2 separate regions of the Homo sapiens genome follow, and region 2 is linked to region 1. Evidence: chromatin contacts called from ENCODE Hi-C or POLR2A ChIA-PET data. All regions are on one chromosome and are shown on one strand. Each heading gives the region's core, a stretch centred on a gene start or an enhancer-like site at or near the end of the contact. The rest is flanking DNA. Distances are from core to core; before and after follow the strand shown.

Region 1 (2,671 bases), core at 112-2,611:
CTGACCCGTGGGGTTTTTCTGGGCTGCCCTGGCAAACAGGTCCCTCTGCCCTCTTGCCCTGCTTCCATGTGCTTTGCAGCCGTCATCAATGTTTTTCTGCTCATTGTCCATCTCCCTCGTGGATCGAGGGGTGCCAGGCAGGCCAGGAGTGTGTCTGGTCCACAGCTGAGTTTCCCAGCACCTAGAGCGGAGCTTGGCCCATAGCAGGTGCTCAGTAAATACCTGTCGAATGGATGGATGGGGAGTTTGGAGTAGGTGGCACTTTCAACTGTTACTAGAATACTCTGTCTTTTAAGTCGTGAGCATTTGAACAATACCCAAGAGTCTTCCTCCTTCAGCTGTGACTTCAGGTCAAACCCAGAGCATGGCACCCCCTGGGCATCCAGGAAGTAGCAAGGGGCCCATGCAAGATGCCCCGTTCCTGGTTCCCGGAGCCCGCATGGCACGACCAGCTGGGAAGATGGGGAGCCGGCTGCACCTTGCAGCCTTGCTCAAGGCTCCAAGGAACCTTCCCCCACCTGCCAGCCTCTCTTCCCCCTCCCCTTCGTCTCCCTCCATCCAGTTAGCACAGGGGAGAGTTTTGTTGTCCCTTTGTACCCTTTGTGCAGAGCCTTTTGAACGTGTGTGTGTGTGTGTGTGTGTGTGTGTGTGTGTGTGTCCCTCCGGGTGTGTGAGCGAGTTTTCACGAAGGAGGGCTGTGGGTGGAGGTGCTTGTGTTTATGGAGCAGGCAGCCTGTGGGAGGGAGGCAGAGTGAGTGCGTGTGCCTGTGTGTGGGGAGAGGACACTAGAGGACACGTGGGCTCTGTCCATCCCCCGAGGCCCTGGGTGTGCCGCGTGGGGACTACAGGCGTCACAGCCCAGCTCCTGTCCTCTGGATTCAGCAGAGGGTCCACACTGCACAGAAGCTATAAATTCCAGGAAACTCCCTACCAGCCCAGCCGGTGGGGGAGGGAGTGGAGGCGAATCCACACTGGTTCCCTAGCACTTGGAGCAGATGTGTCTGCCTCAGGGACAGCAGTCTAAGAAAGTTCCAACCAAAGTGTGTTTGCTCACTATAAAAGAGGTGTCTGTGAGGGGGGCCCCGGAGGGGAGGCTTGGGGGGTGCTCTGTCAGAGGTCCTCACTGGGGGCCCACAGAGGCCATTGTGTCTTGCTGGGGGGAGGCCAGAACTCCGGGTGTGGGAGCTGCTGGGTCATCTTTCTTGGTTTTACAGCCAGCTCCCAGGCACAGTTGCTTGCTGCTCCTGAAAGGCTGGGCCTGGAGGAGGTGGGGGCCCTTCCCCCTGGAGGGCTGGGTTGAAGGGGCCCCGCCCCGGGGGTTCCCGGATGACTGGCCAAGGGCCGGCCCGAAGCCGGCAGCGAGGAGAGAGGAGGCAGGCGTGGTCCTCTCTAGCAGGCCATCCGGCTGTTTGGAACGCCCTGGCGGCCCCCCAGGCCCTTGAGCTGAACCCCCTTTGCGGTCTGGTCCGAACCCTGGCCTGCCCCGCCCCCTTCCTTCTCTGCACTTCTGGGGCTGGCCCTTTCAGCCCTGGAAGCTGCCCAAGAGCGTATCTTTGAAGCACAGCAAAGGTTAGGAAGGAGGAAGACAGAAACGTCCTCTGGGCTGGGGGAGTGGGAGAAAGGAATTCCATGCATGCTTCATGGGAGTCAGGGCGCCAGGCCTGCTGGGGGCACTCAGCTCAGCCTCAGTGCCTGGTGGCGGGCATGTGCTGCTGCCCGCTTCTTGCCGCCGGGTCCTGTGCAGAGTGAGCCCCGGTCCCTGGGCTGAGAGCAGGGAGCGGCAGCCCTTGTTTACAGCGCTTGTTTCAACCTTGGCTCACAAGGGTAAGAGCCAGGCCCTGCCATCCGCCCCTGCAGGATGCGAGACCTCATAATTGTCTTCAATTACAGACAGTGCCGGCCCTTAGCCTTGGCTTCCGACAGGAACCAGAGCCGGGGCCACTTCCACCGGGCAAGGGGGAGCACCACCCAGCCCTCACTTCAAGGTTTGAGGGCTCCTGCCGCCTTCAGGGCACTCCCAAACGCCCACTGGCCCTGGGGTCCACCCACAAGGCTGCCTCAGGCTGATGAGAGCCCGTCCCTGCTGAATGCCCACCTTCTTTGTCCCTGCTCAGGATGAGACTTCTGTGAGCAGCGAGGATTTTGATATGAGCGACTCCACATGGATGTCAGCTGACCCGCACCTGGCCTCCAGCCTGAGCCCCAGCCAGGACGAGAGGATGCGGAGCCCGCAGAACCTCCACAGTCAAGAGGACGGTGAGTGCCCCTTGGTGGCAGTTGAGGAGGGGCTGTGCCCGGCCCCCTGCTCCCAGTTGTCCTCAGGTGAGAGGTGTGGACACACTCCAGGGTGGCGGAATCTGGGCCAAGGCCTTTGGGTGGCTCAGGCCCAAGCTTGCACTGCCCCCAGTGTTCTCAGCATCTCCATGGGCCCCAGTGCCCCAGCTCCTGGCTCCTTCCTCCCAAAGATGAGGGAGAGAGCCCATAGGACTGGCAGCCTGCGGGGCGGGGGGTCTGCCTGGTTGCCGGGATGCCATGGGCTTCTGCAATGTGGGTTTCAGAGTTACCAGGGGCAGGCCTGGGAAGGTTCACAGTGTACCTAACCCAGAGCAGTTCCGCTGCCCAGCAAGGGAAACAAGCTGTGTTTCTGCAGCCACATGTGAGGCTATAGCCC
Region 2 (2,671 bases), core at 53-2,552, 270 kb before region 1:
CCGCAACCTATGCCTCCCGGGTTCAGGGAATTCTCCTGCCTCAGCCTCCCGAGTAGCTGAGATTACAGACATGCACCACTACGCCCGGCTAATTTTGTATTTTTAGTAGAGACGGAGTTTCTCCATGTTGAGGCTGGTCTCAAACTCCTGACCTCAAGTGATCCGCCCGCCTCAGCCTCCCAAAGTGCTGGGATTACAGGAGTGAGCCACCGCGCCGGGCCGGGTAGAAGACATTTTGTTTATACTTTTACAGAAGGGATTTTCAGGAAAGGGTAGAGGAGAGGAGGAGGGCTGGTGAGGAAGGCCAGCCAAACCCCCCACATTTCCCTGCTCCAGGTTTCTCGGCATTACCTCTTTACCCTCAAGGCTGGACTTAGGGGCTAGGTGAAGCCCTTAGGCTTGGCGTTCAGTTCCTAGATTCTGGGTAGCATGTCTCTATTTTCTCATGTTTCCAGTGGGGATTAGGGTAATATTCACCTGGGAACTGTGAGGAGCCCCTGGGAAGAGAGGGCATGGGGGTTAGAGTGTTTGAGGGGCTGCAGTGATGATCACGGTCTCAGTAACCTCCCCTCACCCACCTCACCACCACCCTCCCTGCCCCGCACAGTCAAAGCCCTCGCACTATTTTGAGGAAACTTTGGTAAGTCAGTTTCTTCCACTCCAGAAGGTCTCAAAGTGTAGTCCCTGGGTGCTTATTGGAAATGCAAATTCTCAGGCTCCACCCTGGCCTTTCGAATCAGATCCTCTGGGGGCGGGGCCCGGCAATACCAGGTGATGCTGGGGTGATGCTGATGCCCTTCCAAGGTTGAGACCTAGTCTCTACTCTGATGTCAGCTCTCCGAGAGACACTCTGGCCTGCTTTGTTCCCTTCCCTGTCCCCAGTGTCTGGCATCGAGTAGGCTGCCATAAATATCTCTGGAGTGCATAGTAACAGTGATGATGATAATAGCAGCTAGCCATTGATTGAAGACCTCTTGTGTGCCGGTCTCTGCGTTAAACATTTCTGGAGGCTTAACTCATTTAAGGAGCTACCCCAGCCATCATTTTCTCAGATGGTGAAACTGAGGTTCAGAGAGGCCAAGCGCCGTACCCAAAGGTCACTCAGCGGGAGAGCTGGCAGGAAACCTCGCGTCTGCCGGTGCCGGCGCCGCCCCTGCCCCTCCCCGGAGCCCGGCGGCCGCGCGTGTCCGCGGCCCTGCGAGGGCTCCCCGGCTCCGGACAGCCCAGGGCGGCCGGGGGAGGAGTGCGCTGCGACGGCCGTGGCGAAAGTGCGGTTGTGGATGCGCGGAGAGGCCGGCAGCGGTGGCAGCGGCAGCGGAGGAGGAAGCTGAGCAGGGCGGCGGCGGCGGTGGAACCTGCGGGGCTGGGGCGCGCGCCATGGGCCGCCTGCACTGCACTGAGGACCCGGTGCCGGAGGCCGTGGGCGGCGACATGCAGCAGCTGAACCAGCTGGGCGCGCAGGTGGGCCCGGCGGCGGGGCGTGGGGCGCGGGGCCCAGGTGATTCCAGGATCCGGGCCTGGGGTGGGGGGGACGTCCGGGGGTGCGCGGGAGTTGGGAGAGACTAGACAGAGCGGCGTCTTGTGGGCGTTTGGGGTGTGTGAGGTGGGTTCGGGGCGAGGCTAAGGTGAGCTGGGGTCTGAGGAGAGTGTGGGGAGCCAAGGGATCTCCGGAGGCCTAAGGGCCACCTGAGGGGTCCGAAAGGCTTTGTGGGGTCTCAGAGATGGGACTACGGGACCTCTGCGGGGTCCTGGGGCCGAGGAGAGCTTTTGGGGTCCTAGAAGAGGGACGGAGGGGAGTCTAGATGAGGCTGAAGGAGTTTGGGGAACTGAAGGAACAGACTAAGGGCGTGGGGAGTTTTGGGGAGCAGTGGGGTCCAAAGGGAGATAGATGTTTGGCAGGGAGGCCGAGGAAGCCTGAGGGGAGTGGGAGGGCCCGAGAATCTGAGGGGGCCCGGGGAAGCTTGGCCTGGGCTGCCGTCTTACATCTCAGTGTGACATGAGTGTCAGTAATAGCCAGGCCCCACTGGGGCTCTGTGGGCCTGAGGGGCTCGATCTGGGACAAGGCTGATGACACCTTCCACCTCCACCCAGTTAAGGAGAGTCACTGGGATTCACATGGAAAGAAACCTTATACACTGTGTACAGTGGGGGTCTTCATCCTCGATGGTAGGGGAGCTAGCAAAGCCTTTTTCTCCCCCTTCAGGCTGCAGGTGCCAACCAAGGCAGTCTTGGAGGCATCCTGCTTCTGTGCTGGTTGGGATGCCTTTTCATACCACCAAGGCTGCTGAAATAGGTGAGAATGACACTTCTCACCCCCACTGGGAAGATACATCTATTTCCCCCGCTAGGTTGTCACTTCCCAGGAGGTAGCGCCCCTCTTCTTTCATCTCCATACCCCCCACAACTTCCCACACAGTAGTGCTGCTTGCGAGATAAAAACCAAACTTAGAACTTGTAACGACAGGAAGGTTCTAAGCTTGAGCTATGCAATAGAAAAATTTGCAAGCCACATTTCTAACTTTGCATTTTGTAGTAGCCACATTTAAAAATTAAATAGAAATGGAAATTAATTTTTTTTTTTTGAGACGTAGTCTCATTCTGTCACCCAGGCTGGAGTGCAGTGGCGCGATCTCGGGTCACTGCAACCTCCGCCTCCCAGGTTCAACCAGTT

The links. Hi-C counts contacts between places; a loop is a spot of excess contacts on that map. ChIA-PET counts read pairs that join two places held with the same protein, here RNA polymerase II (POLR2A). Pooled maps may share reads with other maps.
Region 2: a pooled map shows a loop between it and region 1 (3-fold over the local background). The contact joins the promoter of COMMD7 here to the enhancer-like site in region 1. A Hi-C loop is called at or near these places in 1 of 168 maps with a recorded cell type or tissue (Caco-2) and 4 of 50 pooled maps. POLR2A ChIA-PET finds 5 or more read pairs at or near these places in 2 of 52 experiments (CD8-positive, alpha-beta T cell and PC-9).

The regions. Positions count from the first base shown.
Region 1 is chr20:32,474,186-32,476,856 of GRCh38, reverse strand. NOL4L (nucleolar protein 4 like) reads left to right here. Exons shown (of 11, transcript NM_001256798.2): 5 at 2,115-2,256. Among named protein-coding and RNA genes, the nearest start is that of NOL4L-AS1, 86 kb to the left of the region's middle. RefSeq lists enhancers at 1, 1,546-2,317 and a silencer at 1,173-1,362. Within about 2 kb of position 1,361, at least 33 of the 41 ENCODE cell types and tissues checked have a DNase peak (open chromatin) inside an H3K27ac peak, as active enhancers do; they include PC-9, where a contact is called at or near this core.
Region 2 is chr20:32,742,098-32,744,768 of GRCh38, reverse strand. COMMD7 (COMM domain containing 7) reads left to right here and starts at 1,302. Exons shown (of 9, transcript NM_053041.3): 1 at 1,302-1,461. The coding sequence starts at 1,378. RefSeq lists enhancers at 1-751, 1,639-2,466 and silencers at 1,047-1,276, 1,457-1,526, 2,511-2,671.